3 separate regions of the Homo sapiens genome follow, and all the other regions are linked to region 3. A link is a loop called in an ENCODE intact Hi-C map of the cell type or tissue named here. Cell type or tissue: endothelial cell of umbilical vein. All regions are shown on one strand.

Region 1 (5,000 bases), 150 kb after region 3:
ACTAAAAAGAGGGTGGTGCTTAGCTTTAAAACAAATACATAAAACTTCCTAAGGATACTGTAATATTTTTCTCTCAAAGTAATCAGAACTTATAAGTAACTTTGCATAAAGTACAATCCCAAAATCTCGGCTTCAGAAACACGAAGTTTTGTTTTGTGTCACCTCCCTATACAATAACTGGCTCAATCAAATGGAAAGAAAAACGATAACTTGAGATGTTTTGTTTACAGCCAGCTCAAGATGTTATTTCAAGCTGCTGAAGAACTATGAGGAAACTGTATCCAAGCAAATTTTCACGTGCTGCTTCCTGAATGCCTGACCGAAAAGTGAACTTTATTTAGGACTTCAGTTTAATTTGGGTTCCAACCCTTCTGCTTTTTCCCGATGATTTAGAATTTTGGATTTCATGCTGACTCCCAGCTACCCCACCATCAGAAGGATGTAATGAGATTTCCCTTGAGGTGGGACTGCCCTGAGTTCTGTCTGGAAAAGAAAATAAATAGACCATTTAAATTTTGTGTAACCTAACTGCCCAAATGATGCACGACTGCTAGTGTTTCCAAGGGAATACAACTTGGGAAACTCTGTTCTAACAGGTAAGAAGTATAAACCTAGTAGTTTCAGGATGGCTGGCTGTCTACAACAGGCCTGGTTATTCTCAATGTCAGTGGACCATACTTATCCCAATGTGGGGTACAAAAATGAAAATAAACAGTTTCTAAAAGGTCACCCGATAAGTCCCAGCTACACCTGAGATGTGAAATGCTGTAACACTCCTGAGCCCCCATCTCCTTACTCATGCTTCAAACAGATCTTTACAAGTCACAAGGGCAGGCAGCAACATCTTCTAAAGGATGAGGCCTACCTACATGAGAAGGCTGTTGCCTGTCTACTCTGCCTCATTAACTAGTTTGGCACTCTGAGCCCACCACCAAGTGCTGGGCCTCAGTTTCGTCTGCTGTCAGGGGAGGCAGCTGAGCTAGGATGAGCTCTAACGTTATCTCCAATCTGAAAGCTGTCATATGAGGCTCAAAAAAGCGCCACAATCCCAATACTAAAATGAGAAAAGTTGCATATTTTTAAAACCATATTTGCAAGCAAGGCATCCAAAATTCTGACAAGAACATCAGTCTCAATTCTTCATTCCTAATTCTTGGCCATTGTAAACTCTAAATAAGTACTTTTCTTTTGTCTATCCATTACTTCTTTTCTTTCCTCTAATTTGAGTACAGGTTGAGTATCCCTCATCCAAATTACCTGGAAGTGTTTCAGATTTCAGATTTCTTCAGATTTTGGAATATTTGCATATACATAATAAAATATCTTAGGGATACGACCCAGGTTTAAACAGGAAATTCACTTATGTTTCATACACACCTCATACACATAGCCTGAAGATAATTTCATTTAGTATTTTAAATAATTTCGTGCACAGAACAAAGTTTTGACTGCAACCCCTTACATGAGATTGGATGTGAAATTTCCCACTTGTAGTGTCATGTCAACGCTCAAAAAGTTTCAGATTTTGGAGCATTTTGGATTTCAAATTTTCAAATTAGGGATGCTCAATCTGTATTATTTCTCAAAAAAAGGTGGGTGCTGGGTGTGGTGGCTCACGCTTGTAGTTCCAACTACTCAGGAGGCTGAGGTGGCAGGATCCTTTGAGCCCAGGAGTTCCAGTCTGCAGTGAGCATGCCACTGCACTCCAGCCTGCATGACAGAGTAAAGCCATCTCAAAAAAAAAAAAAGATTTAAATTAAATCCTATTAATGAATTCCAGTCTTCATATTTAACTTTATACAGCTATGTACCTGTGTTTGCCTGCATACTTATGTTTAAGGTTTTTCTATTAAGACATTGCACTGAACATGATATCCTTTAAGAATAACTCTCTTAATACCCATAACGTGATCGAGGATAAAAAAGTTTCTGGAAAAAAATAGCACCTGCTCTTGCAACAGTTCATCCTGGCAGCATGCTTTTGTTTTGATTATTCATGAAATTGCAGATTCACTCTTTAGCTTGACTAACATTCAGTAGGAAATAGTTGTGTGTTTTTAACATACTTACAATTGGAAGGCTCTATCTTAGAATCAGCAAAAGGCAACACTGTGTAATCCAAAAGTCCCCTAAATTTCCCATAAGGATCTGAAGAAGGCATTGGTTTCTTCAGAGACATCAGTCACAGGAACTCACATGAACAGCCAGTCACCCCTGCCTAACTCCTCCTCCTGCTCTTAATGGCAACTAAAGCTAAGGTTCCACCCCTGGGCTAGGCTGCAGGGGAGTGGACCTGCAAGTCTGCACTGGAAACCCGGAAAAGGCTGCCTGACTGGGGAATAATGCATGCACTCTAAGAACAAAAGCCTGCCTTAAACGAAGAACTTTCCAAGACAGTCAGGAATGGCAGGGCTGAGAGAATGCTGGCAGGAGTGTTTGTGCAAGCACACAGTCCTTCTTAGTACTGAATGTCCCCAGCACTTGGAGAGGAAGTAAACAAAGATTCGGGTTGTGCTTGTGTCTGTGTAGCCCAGGGCAGCCAAGGCCTGGCCCGGTCAAGACTCCCAGCTCCGGGGCAGGGGGTGCTTATGTCACAGAGCTCCAAAATGTGGGCTGCGTGTGCCCAGGAAAAATTATAAAGGCCAGTTTAAATACAGCCTATATTTCTCTCTACCACTTAGATTTTTTCTTTATTTTCAAAAACAATAATTTTCTGAAGTTAAGTAAAACTGGAACATGGAAAACAACTACTTGCGAAACAGTCCACAGGACTCCATGACAGCCTCCATTCTCCTCCTTAAGACGGATTTGCATCAAACTTCTCCATCACACTGGACCAAACACACTCTATTTTGTCTTAGGAAACCCTGAGGAACATGAATTTTTAAATGCTATACTGCAGAACCCATGCTTACCTAATAAATACTGAAGAACTAAGGTCATTACCTTCCATCAAAAAGTGTAAGTATTCCTTCAAGCCTTTCCATATTCCAGTTGCTTGAGAACAAACCATGTGGAGTTTTGTGGGTTTTTTGTCTAGTTGCAGAAAATAATCCCAGCACAGCAGAAAGCATGCTAAAGCTCTAGCATCCTGTTGAGGCTTGGAGTGAGAGGGCAAGGCCCAGTCAAGCTGTATTTTCTGTTTCTCCAGCCTACTATATTCTAGGAGGCCCAGCCCATTGTTTCCCAGTCAGCGAGGCACTGCAGCTTGACTCACCACAAAAACAGTTTAGTGTGTCTTGATATTTTAACTTTCTTCTTAACCTCTGCCTTTTGGGGAGTGAGAAGGAATCTAGGGGATATAAGGCAGAAGCAGTAGACCAGAGGAAGAAGGGAAGACCATGGTCTGTGTGTCTGCACGCATATCTCACTTTAAATAACAAATGCATTCTTTATAATTTTATAACTACAGTTGAATTTCTGAAATAGTATAACATTAATTAAAAGTTTTAAAATGTAAAAGCTCATTAAACAAATGTAATTGTGCAACTGCCTCCATTTACCTTTTTTAAGTCTTGATTTTTCATACAGTTTAGCTTTGAGAAAAAAAAAATACAACATCCAGTCAATGGTCTATGCAAATCAATCAGAAAACTAGCAAAAGGAACAAGCCCAAATGCAGAGAAAAACAAAAATTGAATTTTTCAATATACTGAATAGTTCAAAATAATTAAAAAACAACACACACTTTATGTACCTTTCTTGAACTTATCAACTTAAAGATGATAAAACACATTCGTAAATGAGATCATAAGCAATGCAACTGTTAGCAGATTATCACAGAACTTAGAGCTGTTAACTTAAAGTTGCCTTTGAAATTATGTTCATTTTTAGATGGAAGCTTACACTTAGGAAGCACGTTCCTTTTGCCTGACTGCAAACAGTGGGTATTAGGAAGGACGCTACACAGACAAGAAGCTAGAGGAGGAGGGAGGATGGGGGAGCCCTTCTCTAGTGCATGTCCCAGTTTGGAAACATGGGTCTGAGTCATCTCAAAGCGAAAGAATCCTTAAGTTTTCTATAAAAATATTTATGTGTGTCCTATGGCTGACTTAACACAATACAGGTGGGCAAAAGAAAAGTTCCAGGTTCCAGAACCAAATGTACCATCAGGGAAGTCAAGTAAGTACAGATAACCTCTGTGAGAAAAATTAAACATTTTGCCAAGGGTTTCTGATGACAATGCAAAAGCAGGAGAGTACATTGTACTTTAAACAATGCCTTGTCTGTTTGCAGGAACACAGACTGGTCTAAAACGAAGGGGAGAAAAAACAAGGCCAACACTGAGCCGGGGCTCTCACTTCAAAAGCAAGCCGTAGAACAAGTGTGTGGGGCGTGTGTGTGTGTATTTGTGTGTGCACACATACACATATATATATTTTTGCATGAATTTGCATAATACATGTGCCACAGGTGGGCACACAAAATTTCCACTGGCTGCCTGACACCTATTCCCATCAATCCCCCTAGCTGATGCTCCTCAACGAAACCACCTTACTCCCTTGAGCAATTTGGGACCGATTCTTCCCTAGAGAGCAGCAGGACCCCTTCATCTGTCACACAGAGGCTTCTCCCAGCCCTGAGCTCTTGTGAGCAACAGAGACCCTGGTAGAGGTGAGAAAACTAGGAAATGGAGTGAGCAGGCTGGGTTTATATTCACTCTGTCACTCAGAAGCTGGGTGAGCTTGGTCAACTTGGTCCACCAAATACCAACTGAACCAGTCATGGGCCAGACCCAGCTGTTAGCCTCAGTTTCTTCAGAAATTAAAAACGAATAGGCTGGGCATGGTGGCTCACACCTTTGAGAGGCACTTTGAGAGGCCAAGGTGAGAGGATTGCTTGAGCCCAGGAGTTCAAGACCAGTCTAGGCAACACAGCAAGGCCTCATCTCTACTAAAATAATAATAATAATAATAATAATAATAATAATAATAATAATAATAATAATATTTACGTTCAGGTTTATAGTGAGAATGGTGCTCAATAAATGTTAATGTAAT
Region 2 (5,000 bases), 98 kb before region 3:
CTGGGGCTGGTCACACTCCTAGCCCAGGTTGTAGAGAGAAAAGGTGCTAGCATTACTCATTATCTTCTACTGGCATTAATGCTGTAATAAAATGCAACATGTGGGTTTCTGCGTTTTTTTCAAGCTTTAACCACAGAATTGGGACTTAGATGCACTTGCATTGTGGGGAAATGAAACTGAATTTGGAGTCATCCTTCACAGCAGGACAGATGCCACAGGCAAAGTTGTCAGGGTCTCAAAGTTAGAAAAGGGATCTTGAGTTCTCTTCTTTTGGCTCCTCCTTTTCTCTCTCTTTTCCTTGTTCCTTCCTGCCTTCCTGTCTGCCTTCCTGTCTCCTTTTTCTGTTTCTCTGTTTCTTCTTTCTTTCTCCCCTCCCCCAGTCCTCTCCTCCCCTCTCCCTGCCCTTCCTTAACCACAAATGTAACCAACCCCAAACCACTGACTTGCTGTTCTGCTCATTCATCCTTACGGGTTTTCTTGGTTACATAAGCTCTCCAGTTTTGGCATATTTGGGAATCATTTATTTCATTATATAGTAAGACCTCGGTGGCCCAAGGGACATTTTTTTCCTGCCCCTTCCCAGTTCCATTTACGTGAGGCCCCAGTGAGATTTCTGAAAGAAAATGATAGACGGCCCCAGGACTGATGTTCCGGCCTCGGGAGACCTGACACAGAAGGTTTCTGTTCTGGGGAATACGCATCAGTGTTGGAGGAGACCTTTTAACAAATTGTAAACTTTTCATCTCTTTATTAAGATGGAATTAACATAACATAAAATTAACCATTTTAAAGTACACAGTTCTGTGGCATTTTGTACATTCACAATGCTGTAAAACCACTATCCCTATTTAGTTCCGAAACACTTTCATCACCCCTAAAGGACTCATTAAGCAGCCATTTCCAATTTCTCCTTCCCCTCAGCCCCTGGCAAGCATTAACCTGCTTTCTGTCTGCCTGGATTTACCTATTCTGAACATTCTGTATAAATGGAATCATATAATACATGGCCTTTCGGGTCTGGCTTCTTTTATTAGGTATAATGTTTTCAAGGCTTATCCATGTTACAGCATGTATCAGTACTCCCTTTGTCTTTTTAGGGCTGAGTAATGCTCTTTTCCACAGATATACCACATTTTGTTTATCCATTCATCAGCTGATGGAGCATTCAGATTGTTTCACCTTTTAGCTATTATGAATAGTGCTGCTATTTGTGTACAGGTTTTTGTGTAGACAAAGTTTTTATTCCATCCAAGAGTTACTGGGTCATATAGTAATTCTGTTTAAAATTCTGAGGAACCATCAAACTGTCTTCCACAGTTGCTGCACCATTTTACATTCCCATCAGCAGTGTATGAAGATTCCAATTTCTACCCATTCTAGCTAATACTTGCTATTGTCTGTGTTTTTAATTATAGTCCTAGTCCTTCTAGTGAGTGTTAAGTATTTCAAGGTGGTTTCAGTTTGCATTTCACTAGTGACTATTAATATTGAGTATCTTTTTTTTTTTTTTTTTTTTTTTGAGACCAGGTCTCCGTGTGTTGCTCAGGCTGGAATGTAGTGGTGAGATCATAGTTTACTCCAGGCTTGAACTCCTAGGCTCAAGTGATCCTCCTGCCTCAGCTCCTGAGTAACTGGGACCACAGGAACATACCACCATGTCCAGCTCTGGGCATCTTTTCAAGTGTGTGTTGGTCATTTGCGTATCTTCTTGGAAAAATATCAATTCGAGTCCTTTGGCCATTTTTAAATTGGGTTGTCTTTTTGTTGGGGAGTCATAGACTTCTTAAATATTCTGGATATTAGATCCTTTCGTATATGGTTTGTAAATGTTTTCTCCCATTCTGTAGTTTTTCTTTTTATTTTCTTGATAGTGTCCTTAGATGCACAAAAGAGTTTTTAATTTTGATGAAGTCTAATGTATCTCTTTTTTTCCATGTGTTGCTTGTGCTTTTGGCATCTTATCTAAGAATCCATTGCCAAATCCATGGTTGTGAAGATTTTCTCCTGTTTGTTCTAAGTTTTAGCTCTTACATTTAAGTCTTTGATTCATTTTGAGTTAATTTGTATGTATGGTGTGGTTAGTGGCCAAACATCATTCTCTTGCATGTGGTTATCCAGTTGTCCCAGCTGTTGAAGAGGGAAAAAACTTTTTTGAGGCAACAATATGTTATATCACTTAAATGTCCTTCAATGATGCAGGGCCAGGGTTGCCGGAGTGGAGATTTTTGGGAAAAGGGGCAGTAAGATCCTGAGGGTGTGAGCTGATAAGACAGTGGTTGCTGTGATGTTCTGAAGAAACAAAGCCCACTGCTCTTCTGCCAGCAGCCACCTGAGGCATGGCAGGAGAGTGGGGACAGTGATGAGAGGAGAGGTGGCTCTTGGCAGCAACAAGGTCAAACTGTGCTGAGGCAGCAGCAATGGTGTCTGTGGCCACCAGGGGGCAGAGCAGAGGTGGGTACCAAGCAGGAGTACATTAAATGGCCACCACGGTGCCCCATGTAGGCAGAGGGCCCTCTGCTAGGAGAAGAAAAGGACTTAAAGGACATGGGTTTCAGCATTTCCATTGTTGGGTGCTTGAAGCCAAAAATTATTTTTGTTACTTTTTTCTTGTCCTCCCCGGGGATGGCACGGCCTGGAAAAGCAAAAATTACGATTAATTTCCCTTTTCAAAATGCAGTTCAGAAAAGAACATTCTGTTTTTCAGGACCCTGGCTTTCTGTGAGAAAGCCTATCCTAGCATTCAAAATTAAGTTATGTTTGCCAAAATGTAAATTTCTTTCAATCGCTATTTGTTTTAAAGTCACTGCTTATATTTGTGGCAGATAAAATAATAGGGAAAAGGAGGAATAATTTATCTAAAAAATAGCAATTCTATTTTTGGGAAGGGATGTCACAGAGAACTGCTATAGTTCTGTAATATTAATCTATGTCAGATTTTTCAAATGTCAAGAATACAGTTTACATTTACTGCCACAAATTTGGTGAACATTCTTCATTATGCACTAAGCAGAAAATTTGAAAGTAAATGTTCAGCAATGCTCAGACAAATGAAGAAATCCCCTCCCCCAGGCCATCTTTTGACATAACTAGGACAATCCAATATAATAACCCTCTAAAAGGATTAATTCTGCCTAAAACCAGCTCCTGAAGAAACCACATGGCACTTTCTGAAACGTTCTTGATAATGTTCACATCTTTATCACAGTTACAACCCATGAGCCTGGTGCTCACTCAGTGTCTTTGAAGATTCTATGACAATGCTGAATGAGGGCATCTTTACAATCACAAGAAACCATCAATAACATTAAAATCTACAGAATAAAACAGCGTAAGTTTCCATTTTGCTTCTATTAAATATTAGAAAATACCCATTGCTGGTGATGGTGTAGTGGAACTCGTCCACACCTACATTGCCAATAGCAATGCAAAGCCATTAGAAATATTTATATGATTTAGTGATTTGCATTATCCAAAAGAAGAATAATCTTTTACACCTGTTTAATACAAAATTAATATAAGAGCATTTGCAAGCCAGAAGCCTCTTAACCATCTAGTGAGGGTGGTAGTGGTTAGGTAAAATATACTGTAACCATTTAATGCATATAAGGGTAAAGTAGAGGCATTGAGATATACAAATGACACAATGTTCAGAGGCACAAATAGTTCTGTTGAGGCAGGGGGAGAAGCAGAATTTTAAGTGCAGTTTTTCCTTCTGTTATTTAAAGTATCATTCATAGTTGCCATAATATTTTTTGTTTGATAAAAATGTTAAATTAATTGCAGGGTAGGTACATTACCTTTTGGTTATATGTAAGAGGATACAAAGTTAAGCATACATAGCATTTCATGTTTTAAAATTTTTTTTTATTTCAGTAGTTTTTAGAGTACAAGTGGTTTTTGGTTACATGGATGAATTGTATAGTGGTGAAGTCTGAGATTTTGGCGCACCCATCACGTCACCTGAGTAGTGTACGTTCTACCCAATATATCATTTTTTTTAATTATTTTATTTTTTGAGACAGAGTCTCGCTCAGTCGCCCAGGCTGGAGTGCAGTGGCGCGATCTCGGCTCACTGCAAGTTCCGCCTCCCGGGTTCACGCCATTCTCCTGCCTCAGCCTCCCGAGTAGCTGGGACTACAGGCGCCCACCACCACGCCCGGCTAATTTTTTGTATTTTTAGTAGAGACGGTTTCACCGTGTTAGCCAGGATGGTCTCGATCTCCTGACCTCGTGATCCACCCGCCTCGGCCTCCGAAAGTGCTGGGATTACAGGCGCGATCCCTCAGCACCCCCCACCCACCCCGTAGCCCATTATATCACTCTGTAGCATTTTGTTTTTAAAAACGTTTACATTTATGCTTTGCTTGGCTTGGTTGGACTGGTCTATGATTACTTCCACACTGTATTAAGTTATATACCTACCCATTAGGCCGGGGTAGGGAGGAACCCTCAGGGGTCAAGCCATTCAGTGGCAAGTCTCAAGGGAGAGCCTGGGCAGACTTCCAGGGAAAGCTTGGTGAGTGGGCATCACAAGGAAGACAGTGGCAGAAAGGAAGCCGACTTTGGCGTCGGGGTATAACTTCTGCGGCATCTTCATACTTTATCGTCTGTGAATGCTACACTGCGGTGCTCCACAGAGCGTACGGCACCCTGGTGTTCTGCAGTGCCCAGTATCTACTGATCCCCTACTGTAGTGGACACAGTTTTGCCTACTTCTTCCTTGCAGAATTCCTGGTAATGAACGACAAAACCCACTCAAGTTAGTTTAGGCCAGAAAGGAATTTTTTGAGAAACATAGGGAGCTCATAGAATTTCCAGGAGGGCTGGAAAATAAAGGCTTGAAGGCTACATAACCTGGAACAATACCCAAATTATCCTACCAAGCTGCTCCAGCGGAGGCCTGCATCCGCTGCCGCCTACAGCGCAGATGCTATGCACAGGATGCTACCACTCAGCTGTCTCCGAAAACTTGACTGTCTTTCTGCAATGCTCCTCCACCT
Region 3 (5,000 bases):
TACCTGATGCAGATGGAACAGTTTATTCAAGTTAACAGGGAAGGTAGATGTGCCCACTTTCTATGGAATCCTCTTCAGAAGACTTGGTGGACTTGGCGAGTCAGGCTCCTAGCAGATATGAAGTGGTGGAGGAAGTGACTGAGGTGGTGAGTTTCCTTCACGCTCACGCCCTGTGCTGTGGCCAGTTTATGGGGCACTTGGAAGAAGTTAAAGCAGAGTGCGCACATCCCGTTTATTTTCATGCAGGCAAAGGGCTGGGCTGTCAAAACCTGGAGAGATACACTAAGCAGCGTCCTCAGACCCAGGTCTTGTCAGAATTTATTCTGACGTGGCTCACAAAGCTGTGATACAGGAGTGAAGATGCAATTACTTAGGCAGATAGTGAGGGTATGGAAGTCCTTGGTAAGGTTTTCCTTTTAATGAAAAGCAGCCCCAAATCATTTTCCTTTCCAGCAAAGAGCAGCCTATAAAATCGAGCTGCAGACATACATGCAGGCAGTTGTGCCAGCCATGTTCAAAATGGCGGCTCCATCGTCCCTTCTTTGCCAGCCACCTGTACAGTAAGGAGCAGAGAAGATGGCACCAGCTAAGGGGAAAGTTGATTTGCCTTATAAGATTAGGGTGGGGCGGCCATCCTTCCCTGCGCGCTATGTAAACATCGTACCTGATCGAACCAATCTGTGAGCCCTATATAAATTAGATACCACCTCCTCAAGCCTGACTATGAAATCCGGCACATCCATGGCCAACTGGCTCTTCTCTGGTTCTTTTTCCTCTCGGAAGCCCTCTCTTTCTAACTAGAGAGAGCTGTTTTCCTTTCTCTTTCTCTTTCTTTTGCCTATTAAACCTCCTTTCCTAAACTCCTCATGTGTGTCCGTGTGTCTGTGTCCTAAATTTTCTTGGTGCCAGACTGGGAACCTCGGGTATTTACCCCAGACAACTTAGAGGCTTCAGTTGTACCTTCTTGCTGTGATACAAATTGTCTGAATGTATCGAATTGAGGCTGCTGGGGAGAGGAGAGCCTTTCTAACGTGAACACAGAAGTGTGGGTGTCCAGATTCACATGGGCATGAGGTTTGAAAATGAACCTGAGACAGCCTTTCTGTCCCATTCCTGAACTGCCCTGGGTGCCACAGAGTCCCAGATTTGAAACACTGCAGAGCCATTTGGAGAAAATGAAGTCACAATTTAAGAAGGAGTCACAGATGAAGCAATATGAATCATGCATAAGTTTCTCTAGCTGCCTCTGGAGTTTGAGTGTGGGGGCGTGGCTGTGTTATCAAGCATCTGTCCCATGAGGGTGACTCAGTTTCAGTGGATTGACCACCTAGAAGACACGGTACTTCCGGAATTGGAGATACGTTTCAGAATCAGTACTGAATTGTCTGCTATGAGCCAGACTCCATGCCTCACTCATCACAAATCGGCTGGAATGAAGTTAAGTCATCTCCAGTAAACCTACATCCAAAAACGAGGCATGTTTTTGATTTACTTAAATCCAATAATTGAGGATAGTTCCGACTTCTAAATATCAATAATTTTCTTTTGTTTTTCTTCTTCTTTTTTTTTTTTTTTTTTGAGACAGAGTTTTTTGCTCTTGTTGCCCAGGCTGGAGTGCAATGGCGCGATCTCAGCTCACCGCAACCTCTGCCTCCCGGGTTCAAGCAATTCTCCTGCCTCAGCCTCCAGAGTAGCTGGAATTACAGGCAAGTGCCACAACAGCAGCTAATTTTTGTATTTTTAGTAGAGTCGGGGTTTCTCCATGTTGGTCAGGCTGGTCTCGAATTCCCGACCTCAGGTGATCCACCTGCCTCGGCCTCCCAAAGTGCTGGGATTACAGGTGTGAGCCACCGCGCCCGGCCCAATATCAATAATTTTCTTGGCCCGACCACAACTGATTATAAACTAATTCTAGGCCAGTAAACTGTATACTATGATCTGAAAAGAATTATTTGGACTGCTTTTGTGTTACGGATACACATCTACATGCCTGAATAGTGAAACCTTTGCCATAGAAAATGCCATGCATGTCTTGCCACTGAGCTTAAAAAAAATTAATAAATAAAAAACAAAAATATCATGCAGCAGCATGCACAGATAAGGATTTCTGATAGAATGGCTCACAGATGAAAAAGAAACACTCCTCTCTTAGACCCTTGCCTGGCCCTAACCTCTCTGGAGTCTACATATTCCTGAGGTTAACGTATTTCTTTCTAACTTACCTTTCTTTTAATTTCCAGTCAAATAATTTTTATTTAAATTCAATACGTCCTCAGGCTCAGGGTCCTGATTCCAGTGGAAAAAGTCCCTCTGGGTTCCCTGCCATTTGCCAAGCTGGAATGATTGACACATCCTATGAGTAACAGAGGGCCCAGCCTTTCCTGTTTCAGATCCTGAACCCCTTCTCTGCCCCGCTCAAGTTTTCTGCAATGACTCACTCCACTTCTCTCAGCACTCCCGGCCCCCACCCCTCTCCCTGCAAGTGATCTTTTGGAATTACCATCATAATGGGTAAAAAGAGAAGGAAAAAAAAATAGAACTTCTCTACTCCCAAGGAGAGTATTCTGAGAATTTTTTTTTTTTTTTTGAGACAGAGTCTCGCTTTGTCACCCAGGCTGGAGTGCAGTGGCGCGATCTCGGCTCACTGCAAGCTCCACCTCCTGGATTCATGCCATTCTCCTGCCTCAGCCTCCCCGAGTAGCTGGGACTACAGGCGCCCACCACCACGCCCGACTAATTTTTTTTTTTTTTGTATTTTTAGTAAAGAAGGGGTTTCACCATATTAGCCAGGATGGTCTCGATCTCCTGACCTCGTGATCCACCCGCCTCGGCCTCCCAAAGTGCTGGGATTACAGGCGTGAGCCACGGCACCGGGCCGAGAATATTCCTAACAGGAATATCTCAGCTTTCCTTCTGAATCCTCCCAGGGACTGGAACTCTCCAGTAGCTCTCTTTTTTTGTCCCCTGCCACCATGCCCTCTGTTCCCAGGCATTTGACTCCTGACCTGCTTCTCCCACCCAGACGGGGTTCTCTGGCTTTTCTCTGTGTGTCACTCTCTCTGCCAAATGGGCCTCAAGCCTCCAGAAAATCTGGCCCCTTTTCCATCCTTGTATATAAGAGGAAGAATGGGGAAAAGAGAGAACTTATTGAAAAAGAATCCGAGAGTACATTCCTCGATCTTTGTCCAGGTGATGCATTAAGAAGGTCACATCCACCGTGTCTGGTTTCACTTCCTTATCTCTCCAAGAGGGGTGGGACCAGAAGACTTCCAGGGCCCGCCCAGGTTTAGCAAGATTAGAATCGACCCTCCCTTGGCATGCCCTGGAAATTGGCCTCCGTGGAGCCGAACCCTCCTGCCAATGGGGACTGAGAGGCTGGTAATGCCTTGAGGATGGGGTAGGAGGAGCAGTGAGATAGAAGAGCAGAGTTACAGAATTGGTGGGGGAGACAGACAGCACTTGGAAAAAGGACAGATGAAACAATAAGGGCAAATGTGTCTGGAGCTTCCCAGTGTAGACAGGCTCCTGCTTGATCTCCTTTAAAAGCGGGAAGCACTCTGAGCACAGTTCCCATTTTACAGACAGTAAAAATGAGGCTCAGAAGCTAAATAAGCTGTCTAAAGTCACATGACTTGGAAATGCTAGAGCAGAGCCTACAGTCTGCCTTTATTTTTATTTTGTAATTTTTTTTCTTTTTTTCTTTAAGAGACAGAGTCTTGCTCTGTTACCCAAGCTGGAATGCAGTGGAGTGATCATAGCTCACTGCATCCTCCATCCTCCCACTCCTGGGCTCAAGTGATCCTCCTGTTTCAGCCTCCAGAGTAGCTGGGACTACAAGCTTGTACAACATCACCCATACAGACTGCCTTTAAATCCAATGCCCTTTCCACTGCACCAGGATGACTAAGTTCCTCCTGACTACCTGGCTGTAAAACTCCTGATACTGGTTGCCCTGGGGCAATGGTGTGACCAGGTCCCCATGACCCTTACCCTGCCACACTACCATTCAGGCCACAGAATGCTTTGTGGGGACATCTCTCTCTCTTCCTTTTTTTTTTTATACCGTTTTACTTTAATTTACTATTATGTTCTTTAGTTCCATTTATCAAAACTTTTCATCATATTCTTATAACTCAATTTCACTTTTGTAAGAGAAGTCACGGCAGCACTTGGGGGTTGGGGAAGGAGAGGCATCACGTACGGTGGGATTTGCCTTCTGCATCCCGGGGTATCCCAAGGTGATACCTTGGGATTTATTAGGATCTCAAGCCAGGGCAACATAGATACAGCAGCATTTCTGAAACTTAAGAAGTATGGCTGTCTGTTTAAAAAAACAAACAACAAAACCCCTCAAACCTCTTAGTATGGATTTAAATTATTTTCGCCATGTTTGTTTCTTGAATATGTCCAAATTAAATATAAGCTAGATATGACATTTAATAAAAACTCCTTAATCCTATGGCTCTCAGGTAAGTGTCTGGTTTTGCTGAAACTAAATTGCCAACACTGAATTAAGTGGTCAAGTTAGCATGAGTCTGCATCTGTTTCTGCACTGGACTTTAATAATGCCATTAGCAGAGGATGCCTTTGCACCCAGGTACATTGTGGAAGTTAGTAACTGCAGGGCTATTTTTCCTTCAGGGATGTCGTACTCATACTTAACCAAAGCTCTGCTAGGAGCAATCCTTGAGAGCCAGCTCTGGCTCCAGCCTTTGGAGACCTCTGCCTTTTCCACTTGAAGACAGAATTTGGGTCCTGTTGGCCAATTCTCGCTGCAAACTGTTAGATGAAAGTAAAGTAAAACGGGTCTGTGTGCGACACGTCTGCATACACGTGAATGAGGCCTTTGAGTCTGGCAGGCTTCCCTGCCACGTGCTCTCACTTCACTGGGGTAATGCCTTTGCATACACAAATGCAGCCATGTGCCCTGAAGAGCAGGCAGCATTCAGGTCTCCATAGCCACCTGGGTGATCTAGTAGAGGCTCATATAATTTTTTTGA

The links. Hi-C counts contacts between places; a loop is a spot of excess contacts. Peaks named below come from ENCODE experiments on the same cell type or tissue, not always from the same donor. Only the 100,000 strongest peaks of a DNase experiment are listed, where the experiment ranks them.
Region 1: it touches region 3 in a loop (5-fold over the local background); 2 of 110 quality-filtered maps call a loop at or near these places.
Region 2: it touches region 3 in a loop (4-fold over the local background); 2 of 110 quality-filtered maps call a loop at or near these places.

Annotation. Positions count from the first base shown.
Region 1 is chr6:108,586,886-108,591,885 of GRCh38, reverse strand. All of the region lies in intron 1 of FOXO3 (forkhead box O3), which reads right to left. Among named protein-coding and RNA genes, the nearest start is that of FOXO3, 28 kb to the right of the region's middle. RefSeq lists a silencer at 4,508-4,709. In endothelial cell of umbilical vein, no CTCF peak of the experiment used is centred here; DNase peaks (open chromatin) are centred at 55, 2,305, 3,165 and 4,005; H3K27ac peaks cover 3,549 bases.
Region 2 is chr6:108,832,861-108,837,860 of GRCh38, reverse strand. No RefSeq gene overlaps it. Among named protein-coding and RNA genes, the nearest start is that of ARMC2, 13 kb to the left of the region's middle. In endothelial cell of umbilical vein, a CTCF peak has its summit at 2,424 (motif pointing right); a DNase peak (open chromatin) is centred at 2,440; H3K27me3 peaks cover 393 bases.
Region 3 is chr6:108,734,427-108,739,426 of GRCh38, reverse strand. It overlaps LOC107986629 (a long non-coding RNA gene), which reads right to left and starts at 1,165. Exons shown (of 2, transcript XR_001744280.2): 1 at 4-1,165. RefSeq lists an enhancer at 2,406-3,075. In endothelial cell of umbilical vein, no CTCF peak of the experiment used is centred here; DNase peaks (open chromatin) are centred at 1,296 and 2,376; H3K27ac peaks cover 1,658 bases.